2 separate regions of the Mus musculus genome follow, and region 2 is linked to region 1. Evidence: chromatin loops called from intact Hi-C (ENCODE). Cell type or tissue: left cerebral cortex. All regions are shown on one strand. Each heading gives the region's core, and the rest is flanking DNA. Links, peaks and the distances in the headings are about the cores only. Region 1 holds the start of Ppp1r37 (protein phosphatase 1, regulatory subunit 37). Region 2 holds the start of Exoc3l2 (exocyst complex component 3-like 2).

Region 1 (15,551 bases), core at 940-8,939:
CTGCTGTGTGTGTGTGTGTGTGTGTGTGTGTGTGTGTATGTATGTGTGTGTGTGTGTGTGTGTGCGCGCGCGCGCAAAGAGCACTAAAGAGCTTTCGAAGTTGAGCCTCTCAAGCTGTTTCTCCATCATCATCATCCCCCCCCACCCCCACCCCGCCAAAGAAATCATCATCTAGAGAAATCTGGCTCTGGCTTTCCTTTTCATTTATTATTTTATATATATGGGTGGTTTGCTTACATGGGTGACCATACCACATGCATGCAGTGATGGCTGAGGCCAGAAGAGGGCACCAGGTCCAATGAAACTAGTAAGAGATAGTTGTGAGCCGCCATGTGGGTGCTGGGAATTGTTTGTGGGTGCACTGCAAGATCAGCCAGTGCACTTAATGGGCTGAGCCATCTTCTCACCACACCCCAACCTTTTTTAAAAGACAGGATCCGGCTGTGTAGCCCAGGCAGGCTTGGAATTCACAATCCTCCTGCCTCAGCCACCCGAGTGCTGGATTACTTACAGGTCAGGCCACCATACTCAGCTTTTCTGCTTCTCTCTTTAGTTGTATCCCATGGAGAGTGGTGCCATGCTTAACATTTCTTTGTTTTAAAATTTTTAAATGGAGGTGTTTATGTCTGTGTGCCATGGGAGTGTGGGTGCACACGGAGACCAGAAAAAGATAGGCAGTCAGCAAAGCTAGGGTTACAGGTGCTTGTGAACTATGGGTGCTGAGAGCAGAATTCAGGCCCTCTGGAACGGAGTTGCTGAGCTGTCTTCCCACCCTCTGCTGTAGTCTTTAAAAGTTAGTAGTGTAGCTATCTCAGGCTAAAACTTGTGGGGCTTATCTAAGCAATGAAGCTGAGGCGTCCAGATAAAAGTATAGGGCTTGCACTGCTCCTGGCATCCTCCCCAAATGGCTGACATTCATCTCTGCATAAGAAATTGACCCGAGGTGGGCAAGGATGGCTTTTTACTAGAAAAGGCCTAGACAGGGCCTTGGCTTACACTAGGTTTCAAGGTTCCCTCTTGGTGATGTGGTCCACTGCAGTCACCTGCAGGTTTGTCTTCCCACGGAGGGGACTGGGAGTGGTGGTGGTGGTCACACTTGTGTGCCAGTGCCGTGCCAGTGCCCGGGAGCAAATGCTGCAGGTTGGTGGTTAGCGTTGAAGTTTTACCCTTCCTCAGTTTGCTCTAGCCGTCTAGTGAGGGAGTCTGTGTCCCCTGTTTCAGCCCCTTGTCACTAGAAATCTTTCAGTACATGATATCTGGAAGCAGTTCCTAGCTAAGCACAGTGACCCAAGTCTGTAATCCCAGCATTTGGTGTGGGGAAGGGGGTGTAGAGGCAGGAGGAGCCAGAGATAAAGCCTGTCTTTCCTACATGGCAAGTCAGCGGGCAGCCTGGATTACATGAGAACCAGTAAAACCAAACAAAACCCAACCCTCCCCCCCCAAACAAAGCCCACTTAATGCCTTTTGGAGTTCAGAATGTAACTGAAGGTTTGCATTAATTATAGGGGCTTTTGGTACTTCTCAGTCTCCAAAGTGTGCTAACCCCCAACTGTGAAGAGGAAAGCAGCTACCCTTAGCAGTGGTCTCAGTTATCAGTTCACACTGGAGCCTCCCTCCAGTTCCAGCCTAGCTCTCTACTTGGCAATGCTGTGCTCGACCCTCCTCAAATCCCGTTCTGTGGTTTCAGTCCCTGTGCCAGTGGGCTTTAATGAGCTGAGAAGGAAAAGCGAAAGTGCCCAGATGAATCCTGAGCTTTGGAATCGACCCCTTGGAGGTGTGGCTTAGGCTCGCTCAGGTTTGGTCAGCTGGTTCATCCCGAGCCTTTGGAATTCCTGCTCCCAGTTTTTGTTTTGTTTTGTTTTTATAGCAGGTTCATGAATACCTAGCAGACTCGTCTAATATTGTAATTTACATTTGATACAATTTTGACGAAAATTGTGCTAAAGTGTGCTCTTCTGTCGCTTCTGTCACTTGTACGTACTCATCCGATATTCAGCTTGGCTCTCAGCTCTCAGCACCTCCATCACTTTATCCTGCTCCCAGTACTTGGCTTAGCCCCACCAGGGTCTCCTGCTGTAGCACCTGCTTGTCTGAGGCTCCCTTTGTAATCCAGCCTAGCCTCGAATTCGCAACCTCCTCCTTCAGCCTCTCCAAGGCTCGGTTCACAAGGCGAGTCACTACCATGTCCAGCAAGTGGTTTTTTAATTAATATCTGATCCGTATTTTATATTTTAAGTTACTCATTTCTTGTAGACGCGTAGAAATCAGAGGACAATTTTGTGGAGGCGATTCTTCTATTTTTACGAACTCAGACGGCTTTAGCCGCTGACAGCCCTCTCGCAGGCCGCGGTTATAGGATTTGTATTGAATCCTTTCCCGAATTACTTGGGCTTGTGACGAATGTGCGGGAGCCTGACTGTTGACAGCTTGGCTTGTGGGGGGCGGGAGGGGGCGGCTAGAACTCGCGCATGCGCGGCGCTCCGGGAGACAGCGTTCATAGGCCCCGCCTCTGTGTTCTGCAGTTTGGCTCTGCAGATTCGCCGGTCACGTTTCTTTTTTCCGCGGAGCTTACTGTTCTTTGTTCCGGTCTTCCTGTCGTCCTCGACACGGTTTTTTTTCAGAGCAAAAGCTTGAGTCGGTGCTATGCTTTTCTCGGTACGCAGCGGGCCCTTCGGCTTGTAGCGAAAGTGTGGCTGCGGAAGAGCAGGTACTCGCGGAGCTCGGCGGAGGCGCGTTGGGGCTCCCGGCGACTGCGACGACGACGACGACGACGACGACGAACGGAGCGGACGGAGGCGGCGCTTGAGGCAGCGGCGAAGCCCATGCCCCGGAACGGCGGGAGGACCCGGAGAGACGAGTCCGGGGCCCGGGGCATGTCCCCGGGGCCCCCGTGAGGAGGAGGAGGCGGCGGCGATGGAGATCCCGCCGCAGGAGGCTCCGCCCGGGCCGGGCGCGGACGCCGACGCGGACGCGGAGGCCGAGACCGAGGAGGCCTCCGCCGAAGCTGAGTCTCCTACCGGGACCTCGCCCCCGGCCGATGGCCGCCTTAAGGCTGCTGCCAAGCGTGTCACGTTCCCATCTGACGAGGACATCGTGTCTGGAGCGGTGGAGCCCAAAGACCCCTGGAGACACGGTAGCTTTGGCGAGGGTTGCGGGGGAGAGCCTAGAGGCGGGTGGGACCGCCATAGGGCCGACCCCCACGGAGGTGGCCCGCGGCAAATGGTACTTATTGGTGATTTCAACGGTGCCTAGGTTAGAGCTGGAGGCAGAGAGGGGTTGGCGGGAGAGCTGGAAAGGTCCACAGGACTGGGTTTTCAAAGCCTAACCTTGTTTGGGAGTTTGGGAGGCTGGCAGCCAGCCTTTGAGTTCATGGTACACTCAGGGATAGATGAAGAGAGCCTGGTTATAGTATTGGGGGAAAGGTAAGTGCCTGAGTCCACGGGATGGTGAGAGCGAAGCAGCTGGTCTGTAAACCAGGAGGCAAAGCGTAGCCGGCTATGGCCATTGCTCTTTTGGCTGAAACGAGGACGGAAATAAACCCAGACTGTACAGAAGTTTGTAAACCCTCCGACTGGGAAAGGAGGGTCAGAGGCAGCAGGTAGTAAAGCAGAGGACGAGGTGGCCAGTTTGCCTGTGTGCGAGGAATTCCGCAGTAAGGTTCGGCAGCAGAACGCGGAGCCCGCTTTTACCAGGGTTTACCTGGGGAAGGACTCGGCAGTATTCCCTACTCAACAGAAGGTGACTTACATGTTGGGAGATGGGAAGATCTAAGATCTAGGCCTGTTGGTGGGGAGGTGGAACTGGACGGGCACTTGGAGGAGTGCATTGGCTTTGATGGCTTTGAAAGGGAAAAGGTTGCTGGGGAGATGGACACAGGCTAATCCCATTTCTGAGCTGAATTGTGTTTTGCTTGGGTGGAGCCTGTGAAGTGAGGTCACCCACTGGCCGTGTTCTATGGAAGCTAACCTGCTTGTCCAGGAACAGACAGACACGACTGCCAGGCTGTGGGCAGCAGAGTGGGCAGCTGGTAGCTTTGATGTATGTGGGCACGGGTGGGGGTGTGGTGGGGGGGACTTGGTTGCAGGAAATGATACACTGGGAGCCCGCCATAAATGCCAGTTTGACTAGTAATTATCAAAGAGACCGAGGTTAATTTAGACTTGGCTTGGGGAGCCTGCCAGGGCTGGGTGGTTTGTTTTGGGTTCTGAACTTCTTGGAACTGGTGCTGAGGACAGGAAGAGTCCACTGGGCCCTGGCGGCAGCCTGTTGTCCACTGTGGCAAGATCGCAGCAGGAAGGGGTGGGGGGAGCAGAGCGGCCATTCAGAAGTGGTTAAGAAACCTGGTGTGGCTGTCTGCAGCTGTGAGCCCAGCGCTTAGAGGCTAAGGCTGGATCATAGAGTAGACATTCTAGGGGGGGCTTGAACTGCATGGGGAAGCCCTGTTTCACTATAGAAAGAAAGAAAAGAGGGAAAAGAAAGGCTAGCTGGGTCAAATTCTGACTTTCCCACTTGCTGTCTTTTGCAACCACTGAGAATTTGCCTGGCTCCCCTGAGCCTCAGAGCCACCCTCCCCCAGAGTGACTGACAGGAGCAGTGGTCCAGGGTCTGCCAGAGACTGAGTGACATCACACATGAACTGTGCCTGGTGAGAGTGAGCGCTCCTAAACCCATGATGATTATGAAGGCAGCATTGAAGCCTGGAAAGAGCTTGCTTTTTCGATGGGGCCAAAGTCAGAACCTTCCAGGGTGAGGGTCAGATGGTGAGGCCTGGAGGTCAGGGCACCTGGAGAGTTGGTCACAGTTTCTGGCCCACAGTTTTTCTGAAAAGGCAGAGCCTTTTATTAATTTTTGAATTAAGTTTAAGGTGTTTTGTTTTTTGTTTTTGTTCTTTTAACACGATTGTCTTATGTAGCACAGATTGTGTATAGTTAAGGGTGACTTTGAACTTCTGACCTTCCTGCTTTCCTTTCCTGAATGATAGGGTTATAGGTATGTCCTAACACTCATTTTATGCAGGGTGGGGGATAGAGTCCAGGGCTCCCTTACTGCTAGGCAAACACTCTACCATGGTGCCACACTTGTGTAGTCTCAGCTGTCTTCTGATGCTTGACAGTCCTCCTGCATCAAAGTTCTAGGATGACACACATGACCCCCCATACCTGCAAGGTTTGCTGTTGAGAAAGCTGGTTTCTCCCCTCATGCCTCCGGTTTCTCTGTCTGCAAATGGAGGTGCTAATTTCTGAGTTGTAAGCTTTAAACAAGAGGCTCTTGTAAATTCCTGTCCTGGAAAGCAGCTAATTGGATTGCTGCTGTTAAGGGTGACAGGTAGAGTTAATGGTGACTCCTAGGCCAGGGAGACGGTCATTCTTCTAGCCTTCCAGAGTGACAGCCGAGACTACTTGCTGTTCACCTTTTGGTGGAGGGAGTAGAGAGCCAGCCATGACTTCTTGCTGGGAATGAGCTTAGGGAAGGGACTGTGAAGGTGGCCAGCGTGGACAGAGAGATTTGCAAAACCATCAGCATCTAGGGGTAGGTGCCCAGGAGGACAGCAGGGTTGTCAGTGGCCTGGGAGCTGTTGGGGATGGGAAGCTAGATGGGCCCAGAAGATTGTCGAGAGCCCAGTTGAGAGATGGGTCTCTGAGGATGGTTCAGCTTGAATCAGGGGTGGCAGGTGGTGTGTCACAGTTGGTCTGTGGACCCTCTATAGCATAGGGGTATATAATTTAAGCCATGGTCCTGTGGAAGAGCAGCGACCCCAAACAGTGCCCCTAGTGGCAGTCTTTGGAGGGTCTGAATTGTTTGAGATCCATTCTTCTCAGGGAGACTGATGGAAGGCTGACTGGGCCTGCAGGTGTTGGGAAGTAAAGGAAACCTGGGGTAGGGGAGCAGCTCTGAAGGACTGGGTCTACCAGTACTGGCTCCCACTCAGCCTCACTCAGGGTAGCAGTGCTGGCTGGGGTATTTGGTGTTTTAGGTGCCTATTTGAGGGCCAGAGCCCCCTCAGGCCTTGCAGGAGCCTGGTGTTGGAGGCCCCTTGAAGTGAGCTGATCTAAGGATCCATCCATTTCCTTGTAAAACCAGGGCCATTGGTGTTCTGTTTTCTATTTCCTCTTTGGTGCCCTCAGCAGGAATGGGAGCTGACTTACTCAGCCCCACCTGGAGTTTTGTAGCAGTGTGACCAGCCTGAGATGGAAGTTGGGGGGGAGGTGTCCTGGCTGTGTGTCTATAAAGCAGGGCCAGAGAGGCTAGGATGCCATATCTGGGGAGCTGGAGGCAGCTGTGCGGGCGGAAAGTGAGATTGGGGAATAGGGCGGTGGTGGAAGTCGTGAGTGGAAGAGGCACATTGGGCATGTGGGTACTGGGAGAGGGAGCTGGCCAGTGCTCCCCTGATAGAGGCAGCCCTTGGACCCTAGTTCTTTCCAGGAAGCAGGAACCTTTTTAGACCAGACCTCAAGAACATGCTCAGCTAGCCTCTCCAGGCACTGCTGGATTCTGGGCTTTGCAAGGCAGGCTTGTGAGAGAGACTTGTGATCTAAGCACATGACACCAATGATCCTGCCTGCCCTCCCTGCTGTTCCCCACCCTGCAGCCTGCCAGTGGCATGTGGCCAGTTCTCACTCAGAGTCCTGGGCTGCCCACCAGGAGATTTCTTGTGAAGTTCCAACATGTGACCATTCCTAGCCACCTGGAGTCAGGGAAGAGGTGATGAGGGCAGTGGCCATGAGGGGGACAGCCATACTGTTTCATACTGTTTGTTCTCCCTAGCTCTGCTCTGTACTCTGGGAACTGGTTTGACAGGTAAAAGCACATCTCTTGGGTCTAGGAGGGCTGTGACAAGAGCTGGGCAGTAGACGGGGCATGGCCTCTGTCTGGGCAGTGCAGCTGTGGGATGGTGGGGTGCAGTGTGGAGTGCAGCACAGGAGCCACAGTGCATCTGCTGCTGCCCCTTCATCCCGCATCTGCGTGCAGCGTGTCCCCTTGTACACTTCCCCCAGCACTTGCCATCGACACCCCCCCCCCTTTCCCTCAGGCTTGCTCCTCAAGATGAGTGAGTGCCTTACTTTGGGCACAGGTCTAAACCTCCAGGCCCAGCCTTGCCTGAGGGCAAATTGCCCAGCCTCTCTGAGTACATTGAGCTGAAGATGTGAGGGGCACCAACATGACAGGTTTGCAAGGTGCCAGGCTTCAGACTGGGGACATTGCTGTCCTGTCCACAGTGCACTGAAGACTTTGGGCCAGTTGCTGCTTCCATCCCACACTTTATGCTTGCCGCTCTCTGGCCCATGGACCTGGGTGGTGCCTAGTCTCTTTAACCTTTAGTTCTTGATGTGTGTTTCTGTGCTAGCCCCACTTGAGAGGGGAAACAGTCACTGCTCTGACTCCAGTCTGGTTCTGAGTACAAATGTGGGAAGGGATGAGGTTGTTTTAGGTCTGATACCCTGTGGTGGCATTTGGAGGAAGTTCTGGGGCAGTTGATCCAGTTTGTGCCAGGACAGGGCGCTTCCTCCAAGGTGCCTGGCAGGTGTTGGCAATACCCAAAGGCACTCAGAGCTGGCTCTGGGCACAGTCCCTGAGCTGATAGTGCCTCTAGGGCATTGCTCCAAAAGGATTAAGATCTGGGAGCCATAGGCCTGGACTGGACCAACTGCAGGCCTCAGGGGCTTGGTTTTGCACAGCCCTTCCTGGCTGTCTCTCCTGTGCTCAGGCCCTTCTGAGCAGACTGCAGGCTACAGGGTGACCTTGGCTGGCCTCCATGTGCTCAGTGAGGGGAATGCTGACATGCTGATACAGGTGACCCCAAGAACTCAGGTGATGGCAGCTAACTTCTGCAGTAGAGCATAGGGCCGGGCTGCTGACCTTAGTGCTCACATGTCCCTGCTCTCTATGACCACGTACCCGTAGGGGCTAACCTTACCTGAGTCCCATGGCCACCCCTCTGGACAGTCATCACTCCGGCTGTGAGGACTAAGGGTAGAAGTGAAGTGACTCCCCTGCCTTTGTCACACTGCCAGGGAGGAGTGGGCTGGGACTGAGAACCAGGTGGCCTGCTCCTAGAGCCTATACTTGTAGTCCTGGTACTGTCTGCAGGACGAAAGGCAAGCTGTGTCACTCTAGGTAGCATGTGTAGTCTTGCAGGGCAGTAACAGGAATAAGAAACAGTAAAGGCCTTGGCCTTGGACACTCACAAGGAAACTAACTCCTAGGTGGCTTCAAAGTCCCAAGAGGGCTGGGCTACCCTTCTACCTTTTGCTAGCTGCTTCTCCGCACCCTCTGTCCTTAGGACACACTTTTGTAGTGCAGCTGTGTAGTCTTGCTGAACAGGTAACTCAGTGGCATTTAAATGCTAGTTGAAGAGAGAGAAGATGGCAGGAGATCCCAGAGTGACCAGTAAGCACCTAGGCTCAGTGCTGAGGTCTATGGTGAGAAGTTGAGGGTAGGCACGGGGTCTGGTAAGTCCTAGGAGCTAGCCTGGTGTGGCTCAGCTTCAGGTATGTGGAGACTAGTGCCAGAATCAGCTAGAATGTAGTGTACAGAACAGAATTAAAAGGCCAGGGAGGCCACAGGTAAGGCTGAGCAAGACTGCAGAAACACTGGAGAAAATGGAGCTGGGGGCTGGGGAGGTGTGTGTGTGTGTGTGTGTGTGTGTGTGTGTGTTTGATGTATATGTAGCTAGACAATTTTGGATTTTTGTTTGTTTGGTTTTTGTTTTTGGAGACAGAGTTTCTCTGTGTAGCCCTGGCGGTCTTGGAACTCATTGTGTAGATCAGGATGGCCTCGAACTCAAAGATCCACCTACCTGCGTCTGCGTCTGCGTCTGCGTCTGCGTCTTGAGTGCTGGAATTACAGGCATGCATCACCACCGCCCAGCGAAGAGATTTTGCTGTAGCTTTGCCTAGCAATCCTATATAGAAAAGACAGGCCTCAAAGTTGGAGATCCCTTCTGCTTCTCTCTGTTTAGTGCTGAGACTAAAGGCGTGCAGTACTGTGATAGTTCTGCTTCATCCTCCAGGGCTGTGTGTAGAGGCCACCATGCCTGGTAGTTTGTAGTTTTTATTGAACCCAGGTCTCCTGCATGCTATGGTAGTGCTTCTTTTACAAGCTGCCTCCTCAAGTCAGCCGTCATTGCCTTTGATCTGAGCCATTGCTAGTTATTGTTATACCTGTGAGATGCCTGGTGCCCACTCACTCCACCCCACCCCAGGCTCTCAGAGGCCTTCCCACCTCTTCTGTTAGCTCACTCTTTTTTTTTTTTTTTGGTTTTGGTTTTTCGAGGCAGGGTTTCTCTGTGTAGCTCTGGCTGTCCTGGAACTCACTTTGTAGACCAGGCTGGTCTCGAACTGAGAAATCCGCCTGCCTCTGCCTCCCCAGTGCTGGGATTAAAGGCGTGCGCCACCACGCCCGGCTCTGTTAGCTCACTCTTGATCTCCAGTGTAGCCCACCCAAGCCTCCTGTGAGGGCCTTTTTTTTTTTTTAACTTTTGGAGACTACCATGTGACCTCTTTTTTTTTTTTTTTCTTTCAAGACAGGGTTTCTCTGTGTAGCCCTGGCTGTCCTGGAACGCACTCTGTAGACCAGGCTGGTCTCGAACTCAGAAATCTGCCTCTGCCTCCCGAGTGCTGGAATTAAAGGTGTGCGCCACCACGCCCGGCTCCATGTGACCTCTTGTAACTCCACAGTCCATTCAAGTCTCTTAGAATCCTGTGCAACATTGATATCTTGTCACTTGTTAAATCCAGAAAGTTTCTTATTCTAGAACAGTTCTGGTTAAAGGGTCCCTGGTAGGAAAATGTAGAGGTTGAGGTGGTCTTCCTTCTGCATCTGGGAAATATCAGTTGCACTTGAGGTAGCATGGGACCCAGTGATCATCACTCTGCACTGAGGTTGTGTGGCTTGTTAGCTTCTTTGCCTCACTAGGCAGTTTATTTGTGGGCTGATTCTCAGAGTGATGTGGCCTCCTGCTTCCCTCCTCTTGCTGTGAAGAAAGCAGATGACTTGTGGCCAGGAGCAGTTTTCCTGAGGGTGACATCAGTACCTCCACTTGGGATGTGCGACCTTGGATAGGTACTCCTGTGCCTCTGCTCCCCTTGTTGGCAGAATGCCTTGGAGTTTTTAGTCAGATTGTTTTGATTTGTGGAGGGGAAAAGCAGGAATCTGGTAAAGAGAAGCATGCAGCAAGGCACAGCCTACCAGTGCTGTTGGGAGCCCTTCTGTGGCCCATGGTGCCTTAGGATGCCACTCTAGGTCCAGGCCTGTCCCCTCTGAGGGCTGCATCTGCATAGGCAGCTGGTGTCTCTGGTTGGTGGAGAGCCCCCAGTTCTAGGAAGGAGCTCCAAGGCTGGGTGCCAGAGTCCTTAGATGCACAGGGCTCAGCAGTGTCCCTGTGCTGGGAAAGCTCCTTGAAGGCCAGGTTCCTTGGAGATGATAGCCCTTCATAGTACCCAGCCTCCATCTTTGGCAGGGCTGGACAGTGATGATGGTGCACAGTCAGCCTCACATCTTGCCTCCACTCCCTTCCCCTCCCTTCTCCTTCCTTTCCATCCAGGCAGCTGCAAGAATAAGCTGCCTGAAAGCTTGGGGGTGGCATTTGGGAAGTGTCTGCTGCCACTGCTCTCTGTGCTCATGTGACTGGCCCAGCACCCTCTCCCTTCCCAGCAGGAGCCTGCAGGCTGGTGATTCCAGCGGGGATTGCTTCCCTTGGTTTGGATGGGTAGCCCCACTTGCAAGCTGCAGCTTGAGACACAAGGTTCACACTTATGGCCATCTCTCACACACCCCTCCCTTCCTTTCAGTCTCAGGGGCTGCCTTTGTAGCCTTGTAGTTACAGAACCCTGTCTGTGCAGAGTGCCACTGGGACTGATTCCCCAGAGAGCAGAAGAGAGGAGCTCGGGAAGGAGGTGCTGCCAGAAGTTGAAGGCAAGCCTCCACAGCAGAGGTTGGCTTTTCTGGCTTCTCCGTGGAAGCATGGTGATGGTAGAGAAGGTAGTAGTGATGGTGGTATTGACTGGGGAGCAAGGAAGACACTCAGAGTTCTCTTGTACTTAATCTTTACTAGGTCTTGACTGTGTTATTGACTTCAGTCATCTTCGCAGTAGCAGGAAGCAGGGTGTGGACCCAACTGGGGTGCCAGAGCCACCCAGGTCTCAGAGCTTGCACTGGCTGTCCAGGAGGATTTTCCCCTTTGCCCTCGCCTGGGGTGTCTTCAGGACGAAGCCCACACCGGTGCCCCGCTGCCTGCCCCACGCACTCAGACTGAGGTGCTCCTGCTGATCCCTGCCGTCTTGGTCCTGACCATTCTTCCATTTGGTTCAGAGGACTCCACCTCCCCTGAATCCCCAAACAGAATGCTGCCCTCCTCCCTAGCTGCCATAGTCCCTCCTCACATGGTTATGCGGCCATCTCCCCACTAGACCTGAAGCTGCAGGGGCACACCGTCCTGTTCATTTGGCTTCTGGGAGGAGGCACAGGCTTCAGCCCTTGGGAAAACTGAAGGGCTTGTGACAGAGTGTGTCAGTGGGGACCTTGGGGCACTTAAGATCAGAACAGTGTTGGGGGTGAGATGATTAGCCTTCCCTCCGTCCCTCCCTCCTTGTCTCTCTCTTTCTTCCCCTCTCCCATTTATGTATGTGTTTTTCAGACTGGGTATCACTGAACCCCAGGCCTGCTTCATCTGCGCTGGGATTGTAGGTGTATGACCACTCTTGGCCCTTCCATGTATATATATATATGTTTGTTTGTTAAGGTAAAGTCTCATGCGGTCCTGGGTGGCCTCAAACTTTTAAGTAACTTGAGGATGATCCTGAACTCCCAACCCTCTTGTCTCTACCCTCGAGTGATGGATTACAGGCCTTTACCATCATACTTGGTCCTTGTATTATTTTTGAGACACTCTATCTAGCCCAAGCTGGCCGGAGACTCAAGAGCTTTAGCCTCCTGAGTTCTGGGATTCAACGTGTAGATCTGGAGCTGGGATTTGTTCACGTCTTTGTCCCCTCAGTCTTTTGGACCCTGCCATCCTGAGAGTAGCATAAGAGCCGACTGCTTCCTGTCTTTATCACAGCAGTCTTGAAGGTCTTGAAAAGCAGCCTGTGGCCTCCCTTTGCTTCACAGCGTCAGTCTTCCACCTGCCACCAAAGCCCAGAGCTCTACTATGACCCATCTCTGCCTGCCTTCCTAGCTGCCACTCAACTTGTCTGGCCCTGTAGCACCAGCTTCCTTGTAATGCAGGAGGGCCTCACGTGTCATCTGTCTAGATTGATAGCCCTGTGGACACAGCTGGCTCTAACCAACAAATGTTCTCTCTCAGTCTCCAGGGCTCCTGTGGGACTCTGTAGATCTGCTGGTGCTCCCTCCTGTTTGAGACTGTGTCAGAGGCCAGAGGGCATTTTCTCTGGCACTACTGTTTCTTCAAAGTCCATGCCATGTGGCACTGTCCATGGCTTCACCAGAACTTGATAGGGTGGCAGGGGAAGGAAGTGGTGGATGGTGTTGGTGTCAGTGGCCCCAGGAACAGCAGGATGGCTCAAAAAAAGCTTGTAGATGGATGCCCCACCTTCCTATGATATCCCACCACGCTGCTAAAAAATGCAATTCAGAACTGAAGTGCCAGGACACAGGACATTTGCTCTTAATTTGCCCTTTGTCAGAGGCCAGGGTTCTGGTCCACTGCAGCAAGGTAGTATTCAAGGTCCTTTGCCAGTGTGTGTGGTTCCCAGTTCTTCCCCTGCAGGGAGGTTTCTGGAAACTGAACTGTCATCCTACCTGTAGGACAGAGGTACAACCTCCCCTTCCCCCAGCCCCCCAGCAATACTCAACAGGGCAGAACTCCAGCCGCCTCACCCCCAACTGTCCTGTAACCCCTTTCTCAGTCTCATTCCTCCTGGACCTGACCATCCACCTATGAGGCTCCATATGCTGACTCCCCTGCCTAAATGGGGCCAGAGCTGAGGTCAGAGACTGCTCCTCCACCAGGGACTTGAGTTTTCAGCTCCCCAGGAGTGGACTTGCGAGCAATCAGGCAGCCATAAAACTTATGAGGAACAGCCACCCAGCTTCCCGGTACCGACACCTATGAAAGACAGCAACACTTGTTGCTCTCTGTCCTCATTGTGCTCTGCCCTGGAGCATGAAATAGAATCTCACTGTGTTACGTCATGTTTACTTATTAAGAGTCTCTGGTAGACAAGGTTGGCTTCACTAAATGGCTCTTCCTGCCTGTGCCTCTAGAGTGCTGCGATTACAAGTATATGCTGTGGCTCCTGGACTTACTGTGGTTTTGATTTGTGTTTTCTAATGGCACATGGCCTTTATGTGCTGTTTTTAGACACTTGATCATCATCTTAGAGAAATGGCCTTTCACATCTTTGACTGTTTATAAATTGTGTTGTTGTCTTGCTAAGTTGTCTGAGTTCTCTCCCTCTCCCCCGACTCCCTCCCTCACACTAGCACAAGCACCAGCAATAGAATATTCAGGGTGCCGGGCTCTTGTAGGTGGTTGTTATTTCTTCCCAGGGTCTCTGGGTGGTACCCAGGCACAGAGAGAGGCAGATGAAACTGCTAGGCTATGACAGGAAAGTTCAGAACTGCACCTTTTCATGTCATCTTCCCATTTTTATTTTTAATTTTTCCTCTCTTGAGACAGGGTCTCACTATGCAGCCTAGACTGTAGATTAGATTGGCCTCAAAGTCAGAGAGATCTGCATGCCTCTTTCTTAGGTGTGCTGGAATTAAAAGCATGTGCCACTAGGCCAGCCTTGTCTTTCCATTTTTTTAAAAAGTATGGCCAAAGGGCCAAGCATGATAGCTTATGCCTGTAATGCCAGCATTTGGGAGGAGAGACAAGGATCAAGGGTAGCCTGGTTATATGAGAGATGACTCAAAACTCAGGACTCAACCAGGTATGATGGCTCATGCCTGTCATCCCCGCACTCATGAGGATTGCCACCATTTAAGAACAGCCTGGTTTACAGATCTTGAACCCTTCAAAAAATAGAACAAAAAAAAAGTACACTTTAAAATGCATCTTGGGCCGGGCAGTGGTGGCACAAGCCTGTAATCCCAGCACTCAGCACTCGGGGGGGGGGGGGGGCACAGAGGCAGGCGGATTTCTGAGTTCCAGGACAGCCAGGGCTACACAGAGAAACCCTGCCTCAGGGAAATAAATAAATAAATGAATGAATGAATGAAATGCATCATGGACTGTGGGGACTGCCGCCCGCCTTGCCCTGCTGCCCCTGCTGTTTCTGACTTGCCAGTCCTCTCTGCTAAGCTGGTTTCTTTCAGTTTTCAACCACAGAGATGACCAGCGCTGAAATAACCAATCCTTAAATCTTCCTCTTGCCCCTGAGTAGCTTTTGAGCAAGTTCATAGATGACTTTACCAGGTCATAGGTTGGGAACATTTGAAACATCAGGTTCAGTTTGTGTTTCTGGACAGAGACCATGAGGGACAAGACTCCATGATGTTCACCAAAGCAGTAAAGTAGTGCTGTGTTTATGCTGCTGCTTATATTTGGATGTCTTCTGGGTATGTGTGTGGTTTTGATTTGTTTTGTTTTTTGGAGTAGAGTCTCACTCTGTAGTCCTGCTGGCCTTGAATTCTCTAGTCCTTCTGCCTCAGCCTCTTGACCAGTTGACACCAGCATCCCTTGTGAAGTTTAAGAACCAAAGGACACAGATAGCCATTCATTCTCAAAAAACTAACAAACAAATGGACTGGGTTTCTAGCTTAGTGATGAGTGCTTGCCTGGCACATAGACGGCCTCAGGCTCAGTCCCAGCTGCTTTAAGAAAGTGACAGAAAACGGATGGCACAGATGTAGAGTTGAGCGAGTAGTCACTGAAGATCCCTTAAAAAGAGGAATATTTAGGGACCAGAGAGATGGCCGAGCAGTTGAGGCAACTGGCTGCTTTCCCATGGGATCTGGGTTTGATTTTAGCTCCCATATCATTCAGCTTACAACTGCCTATAACTGCAGTTCCATGGAGATCTGGCACATTCTTCTGACCTTCTGCACAGATGTGAGACATAGAAACTCATAACTCTATATTTTATTTTTTGTTGTTGTTATTTTTTTTCGTTGTTGGTTTTGCTGTTTTTATTTTGTTTGTTTTTGTGACAGTTTTTCTGTATAGCCCTGGCTATCTTGGAACTTTCCCTGTAGATCAGGCTGCCTCCTAGTTGCTGGGATTATGGCATGTGCCACCACCACACAGCAAAATTTTGTTTAAGAGTTTCAGCACGAACTGAAGAGGTGACTCAATGGTTAAGGGCACTGCTCTTCCAGAGGTCCTGCGTGCAGTTCCCAGCAACACGTCAGACTACTTTAGCTTTGAAGTGGTTTAAATGCCCCGTGAGGGCTGAAGTCTGAAGCTTCTGCTCTCTTAAGGCACCTGGAGTCACGTGGGACCCACGTACTAAACAAACACAGGGACACAAGATTCTTAAACAGAAGTCTTTAAAGCCAGGTGTGGTGGCTCACGCCTTTAATACCAGCACTCGGGAAGCAGAGGCAGGCGGATTTCTCAGTTCGAGGCCAGCCTGGTCTACAAAGTG
Region 2 (15,551 bases), core at 4,807-12,806, 91 kb after region 1:
TTCCCTTGGCTCCAGCACTCTGAGTCAGATCCCCTGATGGATGGTGTCCGGGCAAGATACAGCTGTCAAGTTGGGGCTTGACAAGCTGACAGGGGAAGTCTTGCCCAGGATCAGCTTCGCCAGGAGGAGGCTCCCTTCCCCCACTGTCTCACCTGGCTGGGGATGAGGGTGGGGATAGGAAGTGGGGGCTTCCCAACCCAGCTTCGCACTCGCCCCTCTCAGTCAAACTGAGCAACATCTCCATCACTTGCTTCCCACCTCCCAGTCACGCACCCTCAGAAGACTTTTCCTTGTGGGATCTGCCTACTCAGAAATGCTATCTTCCTCTGATTCTTAGCCCATGCCTTATCGCTTCCAAGAGCTTTCCGGACCCATATCCTGCCTCTACCTGTCATGGATAGTCTGAGACTTCACTGACAAGGATTCTAATGGCTACCAGCTTTTCCTTCCTGCTCTTTTTGGGACAGCATTCCGAGCTTCTCATCCTTTTAAGGGACTGTGTAGCCCATGCTAGCCTGGATTTCACTACATAGCCCAGGCTCACTTTGAACTCAAGATTCTCCTGCTCCTGTGTGTGACTATGTTAAGCTCCAGGGACCTCATTTTGTCACAGTCCTTCATTCTCTGATGTTTGATTTGGACGTGGCTAACTTCTTTCTTCCCAGGGAGGGTATAAAGCAAAGCCCGGTGGGGTTATCTCTGTATCATACTCTCCAATCCCCACACCCCCTCCACACACACACAAGGATAGTCCAAGCGAAGAGTCAGAGGCTTAATAGATAGATACAAAACTCTAGAACTGGGAGCAAGGGCCCATGGTGCTGTAACAGAACTCAACAGTGTGGGGCAGTCAATCAACACTGATGAAGCCCAGTGATACAAAGGGAGTGCAGTAGTTCCAGGCACCCCAGCACTACCATGCTTGGCTGAAGGAGCTGTAAATCTGCTGCTTACTGCCATTGCAGTTCCCAGCACCCACACTGGGCAGCTCACAATTGCCTGCCAGGCCAGTTTCATGGGGTCCAACCCCCACTTCTGGCTGCCACAGATGTACACATGCACACACACACACACACACACAGAGAGAGAGAGAGAGAGAGAGAGAGAGAGAGAGAGAGAGAGAGAAAACTAAAGAGAAAATAAATCTTTTTTTTTTAAATCTGCCTAGCCAAGTGTGGTGGCGCATATCTTTGATTCTAGCACTCCGGAGGCAGAGGCAGGTGGATCTCTGGGAGTTTGAAACCTGTCTGGTCTACAGACTGAGTTCCAGGACAGCCAGGGCTACACAGAGAAACCCTGTCTCGAAAAACAAAACAGAACAAAGCAAAAATCTACCTAACAGGTTTGTTTCTCTAGATACTTAGAAGGCTGAAAAGGGAAAATTGGAAGTTCAAGGCTTGCCTGAAATACAGAGTGAGTTCAAATCCAACCTGGGCTACAGACTAAAGTTCTGTCTTACATTATAAATAAATAATTAATTTTAAAAAGGCTGAGGTTGTAGCTTAGTGCAGACTGCTTTAGTATGTGAGAACATGAAAGGCTGGAATTTAATTCCCAGGAGAGAGAGAGAGAGAGAGAGAGAGAGAGAGAGAGACTATGTTTGTTTGTTTTGTTTTGTTTTTTAAGACAGGGTTTCTCTGTATAGTCCTGGCTGTCCTAGAACTAATCTGTAGAGGAGGCTGGCCTCGAACTCAGAGACTGCCTGCCTCTGCCTCCTGAGTGTTGAGATTAAGGTGAGAGCCACCTTGTAGCTTCATGAGATCTCCTTATCTTAAAACCTATTGCATGTACTCATGGTTAAGGGGGACAGGCATGCCACGTGCATGTGGAGGTCACTAGCCACCTCTGTGACATTTGCTCTCTCCTTCCACCCTTCCACGGGTCCCAGGGTCCCTACTCAGGCTTGTGTAATAAGTATCTTCACCCCTGAGGTGCCTCGCTTGTCCTTACAATTCTATTTTATTTGAAACAGGATCTTTCCTATAGTCTTGGATGTCCTGTGGCCCCTCTGCCTCTACCTCCCCAGTGCCTGGAATACAGGCATGGGCCATCACACCCTGCTGGATTATAGAACTCTAAGACTCAGTAGTACTGAGGGCCGATGGGACAGAGATTTACAATGCCAAAATCTTGGGACTGTTATGGTGGACAGCTGGTCCCATTCATGTCCTGAGTAGTTCATCAGGGACCAGATGGATCCGCAGCACTGAGTTACTAGGAGGGCTGTGGACAATGGCGCTGAGAACTCAGAATGAGAACATACCAGGTGCTCTAGGTCTGGGTCTGGAAGGACCACGGCGTTAAGATTTGAGGTCCCCAAGAGGCAAAGCTCTGAGATGCAGAATGCCACTGTGTACAGACAGTGCTAATGTCCCAGGCTTTGGGGGGATGAGTGCTCGGATGCAGGGAATAAAGAAGAGCCAGCCAGGATGGGAACCCCAAGGCCATCGGCACAATCTACCGAGGTTCTGAGACTGGTGTAGGGGTGGACATGAGTAGGGTAAGGTCAATGAGGGTCAACGTCATATAGATGGTCCCACACTTGCTAGGGTCTAATAAGTCAAGCATTAGAGTGTTAGACCTGTAATCCCAGCATTAGGGATGTCCTAGTTAGCTTTAACTGCCAACTCAACAAAACCTAAACCCAGAGAGGAGAGTCCTCTCCTAAGGAACTTTTAGATAAGTCTCTGAGGGAATGTCCTGATTGTTAAATGACATAGGAGGGCCCGGTCCACTGTGGGTGGCCCTATTCCCTAGGCAGCTGGTCCTGAGTTAGATAATTAGCCAAGACGCAGACTGTCAGGCTGCAAGCAGCATTTCTCTATGGTTTCTGCTCCACTTTCTTGGCTGTGAATTCCTTGGTCAGAGGTCATGCTGTGTGAAAGGAACAGTTAGCCAGTCTGCCTTAAGTTCCTGCTTGAGTTTCTACCCTCGTGTCCTTCTTTGAGGGACAGTGTGACCTGTGAGCTGAAATATACCCTTTCTTCCCTTAAGTTGCTTCTGGTCAACTTGTTACGACAAAAGGAATGAAAGAATAGGGGAAGTAGCGGAGGATCTTTTCAAGGTGAGTTTCTGAGGTGTCAGCACCGCAGCCAATGATAGTTGTTAGTTGGGGGCGGGGAGGGGGGAGAGGAGAAGGAGGAGCTGGGGCGATGGGTTAGTGGTTAAAAGCACTTGTGGTTTTTTGGTTTTTGTTGTTGTTGTTTGTTTGTTTGTTTTTTTTTTTTGGCAGAGGTTCCCAGAACCCATATTGGGCAGCATACACTGGGCTGTATAACTTCAGCTCTAGATGAACACAGTGCCTTCTGGTCTCTTGGCCCAGATACACATGCATAGAAACAAACATTTTTTTTTTTTTTAAAGAAAAAGGAAAGAAAAGAAAAGAAAAGAAAAGAAAAGAAAAGAAAAAAGGCTGGGTGCAGCGGTGCTCGCTTTTATAGGAGCTCTCAAGAGGTAAAAGCGAGCGGATCTCTGAGTTTAGGGCAAGCCTAGTCTACAGAGCAAGACCCTGTCTCAGAAAACCTCAAGTCAACCTGGGCTACATGAAACCCAATCCCTAAATCCAGTATCTTGAACAAGGTGCCTGGGGTTAAGGTGAGCGCGTCCCGGGGCGACCCGGGCTCACCTGGGGTACACATGATTGTGCCAGTGCAACAGCGCATAACGATCCGCCAGCGGGAGCCTGCGGCGCGCGGCCGCCCCGAGCCACTCGGCCAGTGCCTCGTGGTAGCCACGCAGGTAGACGGCGCCGGCGCGCAGCCCCGCAGGGTAGGCGGGCGCCAGGCGTCCGCGCACAGCGGCCACGTCCTCCAACAGGCGCGCGCGCAGCGCCTCCAGCTGCCCAGCCAGCGCCCCGCGCGCGCCCGGCGCCGCCGCCTCCTCCAGACGTTCGCGCGCTGCGCGCGCCACCGCCTCGGCCCAGTGCGTGCGCAGCTTGCGGGCCGCCCCGGGGCCGCGGCGCGCGTCCGCCGCCTCCTCCTGCAGCAGCACGAGGCCCAGCTGCGACACCGCGCCGGTGCCGGGTCCCGGGGAAGCCAGCGACTCGCGCACCAGCGCCCAGAGCTCGCGCTGCAGCGCCTCGTACAGCAGCGCCACGTCCCGCGCGCGCCGCCCCGCGCCCGCCTCGGCCTCCGCCGTCGGCGCCTCCGCCTCCAGCTCCAGGATGTGCTCGTCCGCTCGCGCCAGCTCGCGCCTCTGGATCAGGCCCAGGATCTCCAGCACTGTGCAGGGTGGGGAGAGAAAAGGTGTCAGGAAGCGGGGCACATACCCAGTACCCGCAAAGTGAGAAGCGGGGGATGAGGAGAGAGTCAGGGCTTGCCACCCAAAATGAGTTCCCCCCAACATGAGAGTGAGGGTGACGCTTGCCTTTGACCTCAGCAATTGCACTCATGAGAGTGGGCTACAGAGTTGAGGACAAGTCACAACAAACAAACAGGCAAATGAGATGGAGTGGACAAACGTGCATGCTGTCAAGTTTAACGACCATCCAAGTTTAACGAGTTTCTTCCCCATTCCCAGGGCCCACATGGTAGAACTGATTCGGGCAAGGTTTCCTCTGGCCTCCACATATACGTGCACTGTGGCACATACGTACATATATATACACACGCGGGTGTGCGCCTAGAGGGGAGAGAGAGAAAGGGAGGAAGAGGGCTGCCTACAATCCCAGCTCTGGGAAGGTGGATACAGGAAGATGAAAAAGCCAAGGTCTATCTTGGCTACCTAGCAAGTTCGAGGCTGTTCTAGGAAATACAAGTCTCTGTCTCAAAATAAATTAACAACAACAAAGACTGGGCGTCCCCAGAAGAGAATAAGATGAGGAAAGTCGAAGTTGGAAGGGAGAAGATGAAGGACTGAGGCCAGGGGCTTTGGAGATGAATCTGTCTGGGGGGCAGAGACCACAAGAACAGCAGGTGACACAGATCGAGAAGAGAAGAGGCACCGGGCAAAGCTGGAGTGGTCTTGTGTCATCCTAGCACTTGGGAGGCAGAGGCAGGAGGATTGCCTTGAGTTCCAGGCTACCCTGGGCTGTGTGTGTCCTGAGCGCCAGGCTAGGCTGAGCTGCCCAGGCAGGAAGCAGGAGGTGAGGGAGTTAGGGGAACGGGGTGAAGAAGAAGGGAACAGTGACAGAAGTGGCCCAGGATGGAGGAGCATTCGGCCACAAGAAGGGAAAACATATCCGGGTGGAGGAAGGGGCTGGGACACAGGGAAGGGTCTCAGGTGTAGCTTGTGGGGGAGGGGAGTGAGAGAAAATTAAGAATCGAGAGCCATAGGAGAGGGGGCAAGGGACAGGCTGGGCAGGGAATAACCTATACTGAGCGGAAATGGGGTCTTTAGGGTAAGATGGCTGTGAGGGCAAGGTCACACTCTACAAAGATGAGACTCACTGTAGAAAGGGGAGGCATAGGTTTGAGAGGACTTAGGTAGAGGCTAAGGGGAAGGAGGCTCCCGTTGGCCAAGAGTTACCCTCAACACCTCCCCCCCCTTCACTTCCTCCCTGGCAGAGAAGCTATTTCCTGAGCTGGGCTATTTCTGCCCATCCGTTTCCAGAAGGCGGGGGCTCCAGTCACCCCCTCCTCACCTCTCTGCAGTGCCCTCCCAGTCCCCAGGGAGACGGAGCTGAAATAGCCTCTGTCCAGGATGTGGAGGGCATCAGAGGACAGAAGAGGCTCCAGGAAGGTCCCCTGACTCTGATGCATGAAGTGGGGGTGGGGCTGAAATGAAGGGGGTGTTGGCACAGGGCTGGGGAGTAGGACGGAGTTTGGGGGAGGCTGGGGAGAAGGCAAAGCGACAGGGGACATTTTAGCTATGGAGTGAGCTGGCCATTGGGATTTGCAGACTGAACAAGAAAGCCAGGTCCCATGGGAGCAGATGCTTCATCCTGTCTACTGGGAAGGCAGAGGCAGGAAGAAACCTAAATTCAAGGCCATCCTGGGCTACTTAGTGAGACTCTGTCTCAAATTGTGAAAACAATACAAAAAAAAGAGCCAAGTGTGGTGGTGCACACCAGTAATCCCAGGACTCAGGAGGCAGAGGCAGGAGGATTGCCCCTAAGCTGAAAGTTAGCCTCATTCACAGTGTGAGTTCCAGGCCAGCCAGAGCTACACAGTGAGACCTTCTCAAAAAAAACAAACAGGGGCCGGAGAGACTGTTGGAGCTAAAGGCACTGGCTGCTCTTGCAGAAAACTCAGGTTCAGTTCCCAGCACATACATGGTCCTCACAACTGCCTGAAACTTTAGTTCCAGGGGAGCCAATGTCCTCTTTTGGCCTCCAAGAGCACTGTATACACATGGGGCACAGACATACATGCAGGCAAGCTCATATAACAACAAACATCCCCAACACAAAAGGGTAGAAAACCATAGATTCACTCTCCTGTACTGCAGACAGAAAGGGCGGGGCAGTGGTGGTGCACGCTTTTAACCGAAGCACTCAGGAGGTAGAGGTAGGTGGAGTTTGAGAATAGCCTGGTCTACAAAGTGAGTTCCAAGACAGCCAGGGCTACACAGAGAAACCCTGTCTCGAAAAACCAAAAAAGAAAGAAAGAAAGAAAGAAAGAAAGAAAGAAAGAAAGAAAGAAAGAAAGAAAGAAAATTGAATCCGTATCTTTATATTTTTGGTTGCAAGCCTATCTATCCTTTAATGGTTGAGCCATCTCTCCAAGCCTTCTATTTTCCCCTGGATTCTGGAGATGGAATTCGGGTTTCCTGGCTTTCTCAGCTAAGTGGTCTCGCAGGTCACAGGACTAAGAACAACGTGGTGATGACAGGTCAGGAAGAGAGAGATGCTAAAGGAGCATTGGGGTATGACATGGGAGTGGGGTTGAGGATGGAGGGGGGTGGGATTATAGGTTGGCTGTGTCCCCTTTAGCAAAGTCACGGCTTTCAGTGTTCCAATATTCCAAATGTGACCTCAGTTGGAAATACACTTGTTTTAGAAGTCAAGGGCATAGGTCCTAACCCAAAACTCATGTTCTCTAAATTGAGGGTCTGGGAGACAGCTCAACATATAAAAGCACTTGCCACCAACCCCCTGGATTTACACAGTGGAAAGAGAGAGTTGACTCTTACAAGCTGTCTGACTGCCCCTCCTCCAGAGACAGACAGACAGACAGACAGACAGACACAGACAGAGAGGGGAATGAGAGGAATCACAGGGACAATCCCATTCAAGGATGGAAGATCCAAAGGATGATTCTAAAATTTCAAGGTGCCCAGATGCCCAACAGCCCACCACAGCTGGGAAGGGTCCCTGCAGGTTGCCTGAGTGGATGAGGTGGGTGTTTTTTGAAAAGCAAGCCTGGCTGGGTGTGGTGGCACACCTTTAATCCCAGTACTCAGGAGGCAGAGGCAGGTGGATTTCTGCGTTCGAGGCCAGCCTGGTCTACAGAGTGAGTTCCAGGACAGCCAGGACTACACAGAGAAACCCTGTCTTGAAAAAGGAAAAAAAAAAAAGAAAAGAAAAGAAAAAAGAAAAGAAAAGAAAAGAAAAGAAAAGAAAAGAAAAGAAAAAAGAAAAGCAAGCCTGGACATGATGTTGAAGGTGGAAGATGGACATGAGGTTCAGAAAAGGGGCGGGGATGAGGCTGTGCAGCCTGAGCTCGGACTGGAGTGGGGGTGGGGCCGAGCTCAGCTCAGGGCCAGGCTGTTTGAGTCTGGGGTGGGGACGAACCCGGCCTGCACTGAGTTCAGGAACACGGGGTACATGCTAGCTTGCAGTCTCATTGTGTATAAGACATGACAGGGTGACAATGGCCTTTATAGTTGCTGTTAACACTTATTTACTGTGTGTGTGTGTGTGTGCGCGCGCGCGCGCGCGCACATGTGGGGGTCAGAAGTCAAGAGTCAATTCTCTCCTTCCACCACTAGATCAAACTCAGGTCATCAGACTAGGCAGGTAGTAAGTACCTCCATCAGCTGAGCCATCTCCCTGGCCCCTTTTCTTTCTTTTCCTTTCTCTCTCTTTCTTTCTTTGCTTATGTGATTTCTTAATAAAATGTTTACTTATTACTGTTGTATGTGTGTTGGGGAATGTACGCTATCTCTCCCTGTGTTCGTGCGCGTGCACGAGACGTACCGACACCCCCGCCCCACGCAGGGTTGATAGATAGTCCCCGAATCTGCATCAGGGGTCTCCACTCACCTGACAGTGGTTCCTTTATTTTGGGGGGCTCCGGGACTTTGGGTGGGGGCTCAGGGGCTGCCTCTCCTGCAGGTACCAGTCTCTCCGCCAGGGATGCCCGCCGGGGCTTGGGCCCACGCCCGAGTCTCAGGAAAGCCAGTCTTCGAGCGGCTTCTCCAGCTGGCTCCTCATCGCCATGGGTTCGGAACCCCTGAAGCCGGTTTAGGAGGCCGAAATCTGCGGAGCTCCTCCGTATGCCCGGTGCCAGCACACGGCCCAAGAAAGAGCGCACTTGCCCGTCTCCGGGGCTGCCTGCCCGCCTGCCTGAGGTCCAGCCCAGCCGGAAGGGGGCCAGACCAGCTAGCTTCTCCAGCGTGGCCCGCCGGCGGCACGATGTCCCATTGGGCAGTGTCCCCAGCTCCGCGTCCTCTTCTTCCAGCGTTGGAGTGTCTTCAAAGGGGTTGCGAGAGGATCGCAGGGGCAGAGTCCCTGCTCGTGGCACCTTAGGGTCTCCCACCCCCAGGCTCTTCAGGATTGGCATTTTTGACAGGCTGGCACCTGCAGAAAAATTATGACCGAGGTGGTGTTAGTGACATTGTCCCTGTGTGCTGAGGACTCGGAATAGAAGATGCCAGGCACAGGTCCCACTCTTAGAAACATTAGAGGCTTCAAGTCAGGCATCCTGGTACATCCTAAATTCCAGCATATGGAGCTGAGGCAGGGGAATTGAGAGCTCACTCCAGGTAAACCAGGGATGGCATTGAATCTCAAAACAATGAAAACAAAGCTGGGTGTGGCAATAACTCTCTGCAGTCCCAGCACTGGGGAGCTGGAGGCAGAAGGATCACCCAGCCTTGGCTACACTGTTAGTTTTTGTTTTTGTTTTTGACCAAGACTTGATTTTTTATTACTTAAGAAATTGCATATTTATTTTGTTTTCGGACTCTGTGCTTGTGCCTCCAGCACGTTCTTTTTCTTTTTTTCTAAAATGGAAGACTTTCTTCTTCTTCTTCTTCTTCTTCTTCTTCTTCTTCTTCTTCTTCTTCTTCTTCTTCTTCTTCTTCTTCTTCTTCTTCTTCTTCTTCTTCTTCTTCTTCTGATTTATTTATTTGGGCTGGATAGACGGCTCAGGCTCAGTGGTTAAGAGCACTGACTGCTCTTCCAGAGGTCCTGAGTTCAATTCCCAGCAACCACATGGTGGTTCATAACCATTTGTAATGGGATCTGGTGCCCTCTTCTGGTGTGACTGAAGAGAGCAATGGTGGTGGACTCATGCATTAAAAAAAGAATTCTGTGCTATAGATTTATTTATTTATTTAATATGAGTACACTGTAGCTGTCTTCAGACACTCCAGAAGAGGGCATCAGATCCCATTACAGATGGCTGTGAACCACTATGTGGTTGCTGGGAATTGAACTCAGGACCTCTGGAAGAGCAGTCAGTGCTCTTAACCACTGAGCTGTCTATCCAGCCCCCTTCAACACTTTCATAACAACTTCCTGTTCCTCAGTAAGGAAAGCCCGCTTGATCTTGTCGCGGACACACTTGGCGCACATGGAACCGCCACAGGCTCTGCTGACGTGCTGCTCTGTCTTAAACAATCTCATAAGGATTTGGGTCTCACAGCGCGAACCGCTCCCCTCGCAGTGTGCCTGGACACACTCCGCATGCAACTTAGGTGCTTCCCCAACCTTCTTTGTGTAAAGGTAAACAATCCTGTTGCCAGGGGTTCGAGGCAGCCTAGTTTTGTTAGACGCTGTGTTGTAGGAAAGCCTAAAGACAGTATGTCAAACGCTGGACCACCCTGCGTGCCTCTAAGCACTGTCCCCGGGAGAGCCACTGTTAGTTTTTAAAAGCCAGCTTGAACTAAACTATATGCCTTTCTTTCTCTCACACACATAATCTCTCTCTCTCTCTCTCTCTCTCTCTCTCTCTCTCTCTCTCTCATCCCTAAATCCCAGCACTCAGGAGACAGAACAGGAGAAATGACACCTGTTCTACCATGGTCTACACACAGGCCAGCAAGACCAGATGAAACCCAGTCTCAAAACAAACAAACAAACAAACAAACAACAATTATGAGCGAAACAAAAAATATAATGGCGTTTGGCTCAGTAGAAGAGCCACTGGCTGCCTAGAATTTCCCCAGGGAGTGGCTGGGGCGTGGCTCAGTGGCTGGGGCGTGGCTCAGTGGCTGGAGGCGTGGCTCAGTGGTCAAGCACCTGCCCAGCGTGGTCATAGCTCTGAGTGTGATGATACTCAATACTGTCAAAAGCAAGGAACTTACTAGGTCTCCAGATCCACTCTGCAGGCAGTGGGACAGCTGTGACTAAGTTATAGCAGGCTCTGACCTCACAGGGTTCACTGTCCATCTCTAAGTCTCCCTCTCCGGTCCTTTATCCCTCCTTACCTCTACCTCACAGTTGGAACCCATGACTGTTTCTCTGCCCCAAACTCTCAGGTGTTTTTCAGACTGCAGTACAGGCTGCAAAACTCCTCATGTAGTTTAGGATGACCTCAGTCTCCGAGGTGTGACTACAGCTGTAAGGTTCTTTTAATTTCTGAGGCAGAATTCATTTAGCAGAGGCTAGCCTCCAACTCCCGATTCTCCTGCCTCAACTTCCTGGATTACAGCAGTGCACCACCATGCCCTTTCAGCTTCTTGGATCTTGTAGCTCAGCTTTGAAAACTTCACATAGCATCAACTTGATCCTCGGTCTCCCTAACTTTCTACAGGTCCCCACAGCCCTTGGTTCAGGCTACCCCTGCCCCCCATCATAGCCAGGGGTCTGCCAGCTATACACCTCACTGGAACAAATAACTCTTTTGGTTCCTTTTCTCTGGGTCTCATGTCTGCCTGTCTCCCCACAGGGAGCCAGCACTGCACACTTTGGATCTCTCGGTGCCAAAGCTGCCTCCTCCAGGAAGTCCCCCTAACTCTTATGGGTCTCTTATAACCCTCAGACTCCCTGAATTCTCTCTGTGACTGTCCCTGTCTGGGGACAGGTCTGCATCCGGACCTGAGAGCCTGGCAAGGGCAGGGCTGGGCCTGTGTCATTCACGCCTGTGTCTCTGGCTCAGAGCATAGCTCAGGCACTCTGGAATGGGTGCTAACAGGAAACAAAGGAAGGAAGGAGGCAGACAGTCCATTCCTTGGGGGGGGGGGGGAGCAGGTCATGAGGAGCAGGCCACACAGGACCTGAACTCTGTGACAAGGGACTTGGATTGTTTCCCAAGGGCATTGGTGAGCCATAAAGGCACTTCTGATACCTTATTTACCGTATTGTGTATAGGACTCAGGGAGAATGCTGGACCCGTATTCCAGCTCCAAGGTATAGCTCAGTCTTGTGTCATCATTTTATCAGTTGTGTGTGTGTGTGTGTGTGTGTGTGTGTGTGTGTATGCATGTGTGTGTGTGTGTGTGTGTGTGTGTGTGTGAGAGAGAGAGAGCGAGAGAGAGAGAGTTCAGTCACCAGAGTGCCACAGCGCTCATGTAGAGGTCAAATGACAACTGTGGTCTAATGTGGGTCTAACTCAGGCCGTCAAGCTTAGCAGCAAGTAAGTACCTTTCCCCACCAAATGTTTAGAAAAGCATTAAAAACAAAATTCATGTTCAGTGCAACAGCTCATATATGTGACCTCAGAGATTAGGAGGCCAAGAGGAGAGAGTGTCACCCTGAGGTGGAAGCCAGCCAGGGCGACCAGGACAACCTGGGATTCAGAGTGAGACTTTGTCTCACAAAACAACAAAGCTGGAGGCTGCAGAGGCAGTACAGTGGTCAGGAGCACTAGCTGAGGTCCTGGGTTCGAGTCCCACCACCCACACAGCAGCTCACAACCATCTGAAACTCCAGCGCTAGGGGACCCAACGGCCCTATTCTGGTCTGTTTGAGCACCAGGCATGCAAGTGGTGTACAGACATACGTTCAGGCAGGACATGAGCACACATAAGATAAAATTAAAATGGAGAAGAGGGAGTGGCTTTCAGCGGCTGTATTTTGCCACTTGGGCGCTTCCCTTTTCCTTCGCTTAGGTCACGAACTTGTGATCTTTATGGATGCGTAGCAGCACCGGCTCTGGTTCGCTTGGTTTAAGGGCTGCGTAGTATTCCAGACAAAAGTGGGTAAACAAACCATTAGCTGTCCACTTTTTCTCCCCCATGGAATAGACCCATAAGTGGTTTTGAGCTGAGCAAGTGTGTGAAGGGGAGACTGGTGAGGGACGAGGGACAAGGGACGGACCCGTGGGCTGGCTGCGGGAGGGGCATCTTCCAGCTTCCAGGCTCTTGAGCTCCACTACAGCTTCTTAGTCTTTCTGTTTCTAAGACATACTGTTGTCAACCTCCCTCCAGTCTCCTCGGTCCCCTACCCCCAATGAGGCAGTCGCCATAGTGATGCTTTGCTTGGAGCCCCCATGGTGGTGTAAAATCAATGTGCACCGACACCCCCCCCCATGCGCGCACGCGCGCACACACACCGATTTATTAGTTTTCCCTTTTCTGGATGACTTCGCATGCCTCACCTAAAAATGGCTGGGAAGGGAGGGGAAGCTGGGGGAGAGAGGACAGCGGATGGCTCAGTGGATAGAGGCACTGCCACCAAGTCTGACAACCTGAGATTCATCTCTAGGACCCGTAAAGTAGAAGGTCTGAATGAACTACAGAAGCTTTTCTGACCTCTACCTGCGCAATGTGGCCATGTGAGGCCATGCTGCACACAAACAAACAGTAATGAAATTGGGTCGCTCCCTCCCTTCTTCCCTCTCTCCCATCCTCCCTCCCAGTAACTGCTCTAATATCCCCACAAACTACTTCCATCCCCGAAACTGCTGGATCCAACTGAATCTAGTCCTGCCCAGGCTTTATCTGCCACTCACTCAACCGGTCTAATCCCCACTCCCAGAGCTGGCTCTGGTACCCATCAAACTGTTCCCAACATATTCCCAGCATACTCCCAAACTGGCAGCAGCATTTACCCCAAACCTCCCCCCCCTTCCCTTTCCTGGCTCCGACACCTCCCTCTGCAACCTGGCTCCGACATCCTGCCCTCTCCAACGCCCTCCACTGCCTCCCGGTGCCCAGGCCCCTGACTCACTTCCGAGCCTAGAGCAAGCCCCCAGCCTCCCGCTTCTGCAGGATGTCTAGGCCACCAGCGTTTCCCTCTCCAGGCCCCTCCTCCTCTTCCTCGCTGCCAGCCTTTCCCCAAACCCTCCTCCTCAGAATTCCTGACACCCCCAAGCCCCCAGCATGGAGCCGGGTGTGGTGGCGCAGCCTCCTGTAATCCCAGTCCCCGGAGGCTGGGGCCGGAGGACCACATGCTTTTGAGATTTTTGAGGCCCAGGTTTCAAGTGAGACCCCGTATACAGACAATCTCTAAATGCGAAGATTATGCCTTTAATCCTGGCAACTCCGGAGGTCAACCTGAGTCACGTGAGATCAAAACATCAAAAGCCAAGGCAGGGGACGAGGCTCAGTTGGTAGAGTACTTGTCTGGCTTGCAAGAAACCCTGGCTTCCCACCCCAGCAGCCATGCAGGGCTGCAATCCACACACTGGGGAGAGGGAGGGCAGGACCAGAGCGTCAGTATAGTCTTTGGGTATATAGAAATTTGACACCAGACTGAGCAACGTGAGACTCTGTGGGAATTTTGTTTTCTTAGTTTTTCTAGACAGAGTTTCTCTTGTAACCTTCAGTGTTCTGGAACTCACTCTGTAGACCAGGCTAGCCCTGAACTCACAGATCCACTCACCTCTGCCTCTTGAGAGCTGGGATTAAAGTGTGCACCACCACTGCCTAGCTGAAAAATTATTAAAAAAAAAAAAAGTCCTAAGGTCCATGTTCGAAAACTGATCCTTTTAGGTTACACATCCTTGAGCCTGACTCTGACATCAGCATCACCAGCCGGGGCAGCCTTCATATCCTATCCTAGCCTCTCTTGATCACTCTCTCTCTCTCTCTTTATTTTAATTAATTAATTAATTTTGTATGTGGGCACACAAGCCATGGTCGGTATGTGGGGTTCAGATGTGAACTTGCAATCGTCGGTCCTCTCTGCCTTGTGGGTCACAGTGACTGGATCCAGCTCTTCAGGGCAGCAAGCATCTACCTGCTGAGCCATCTTGATAGCCCTTCCTTTCTATTTAATTAATTAATTAATTAGTTAATTAATTAATTAATGGAGACAGAGTCTCAATCCCTAATCCAAGCTTGTTCAAACCGGCCAGCCTCCTGCCTCAGCCTCCGCTCCTTAGTGCTGGCCCTGCAGGTGTGAGGAGCCTGTGTGTGTGTGTGTGTGTGTGTGTGTGTGTGTGTGTGTGTGTGTGTGTGTGTGGCTTTCTGGTAGCTGCAACCCTCCTCACTGGAGGCAGCCAGGCACTGGCTGCCCACCCCACGGGGGTGTCCCCATCCAGTGTCAGAGTGTCAGAGTGCATTAGACCTAACATCCCCATCTCCCTCAGCCAGGAGTGGACCCCATCTCTACAAGTCCTTCCTACCTCTCTGGATCCCAGAGCCCCAGTCCCTGCCGCCGCCGCTTCACCGCAGCACTCACCAAACCCAGCCTTCAGCCTGCATCTGCTCACCCAGCCCTCCTGCCTCCAGAGTTCTGGGTTCTGATGAGGTGTCCCATCTTTGGAAGAAGTTGGGGGCATGCTTTCTTCACCCCGACACTCACCTTCTGTCTGTGCCTGTCCTTCTGTCCCCTCTTGCTGTCCAGTCCCCAGACTACTTGGGCCAGGACTGCTGAGAGCTTGGATCTAGGGGGGGGGGGGTTGGAGGAGGACAATTTCCTGTCAGGAAGCCCCTCCCTCTCTGGGGCCAGGGGCTGGAAGGCCCCATTATCTGTCTGCCCTTCTAGGCCAGGCTGTGGTTGGGCCCTGCTGTGACAAGGGCCACAGACCCCTCTCCCCGCCCTTACCCCCCCTCCCAGCTTTGCCGGAATCCGCCCGCCCTCCTGCCTGCTTTTCACGCCTCCCAAGGTAACAACATCATCCTGTGTGCCCAGGGGAGACACCCTGAGCTGGACAGGGGCCCACAGCTGAGCTCTGGAGTAATGGAGGTGTGGATAGGGTCTCAAGGGAGCATGTGTTCCTCTTGTATCCTCTGCTGGGGGACAGGATTCAAAGGAAACTCCACTGGTCCCAGAGGCTGGATTGAGGACCCAGTGGGGTAGCCCTGTCATGGCTTTTAAAATGTAGCTCTCGGCCAGTGGGGCGGTGGTGGCTCATGCCTTTAATCCCAGCACTGGGGAAGCTGAGGTAGGTGGCATCTCTGAGGCCAGCCTGGTCTACAGAATGAATTCCAGAACAGCCAGTGACTCATAGCAAGATTCTATCACTCCTCTGCCTCTGTCCCCCACTGTGGGCCAGTCTCCCAGGGACCTAGCTGTATTGTATCATAACCACAGAGCACCTTCCATCAGATGATAGACT

The links. A loop is a pair of places that touch in the nucleus more often than their neighbours do. Peaks named below come from ENCODE experiments on the same cell type or tissue, not always from the same donor. Only the 100,000 strongest peaks of a DNase experiment are listed, where the experiment ranks them.
Region 2: a loop joins it to region 1, with 3 times the contacts of the local background. A loop is called at or near these places in 6 of 42 quality-filtered maps.

The regions. Positions count from the first base shown.
Region 1 is chr7:19,549,393-19,564,943 of GRCm38, reverse strand. Ppp1r37 (protein phosphatase 1, regulatory subunit 37) reads left to right here and starts at 2,546. Exons shown (of 13, transcript NM_199149.3): 1 at 2,546-3,133. The coding sequence starts at 2,914. In left cerebral cortex, for the core only: a CTCF peak has its summit at 5,782; DNase peaks (open chromatin) are centred at 3,030, 3,187, 3,919, 6,261 and 3 more places; H3K4me3 peaks cover 4,457 bases; H3K27ac peaks cover 5,554 bases.
Region 2 is chr7:19,462,597-19,478,147 of GRCm38, reverse strand. Exoc3l2 (exocyst complex component 3-like 2) reads right to left here and starts at 14,861. Exons shown (of 12, transcript NM_001370800.1): 1 at 14,795-14,861; 2 at 8,144-8,680; 3 at 3,626-4,220. The coding sequence starts at 8,663. In left cerebral cortex, for the core only: a CTCF peak has its summit at 9,398 (motif pointing left); a DNase peak (open chromatin) is centred at 5,524.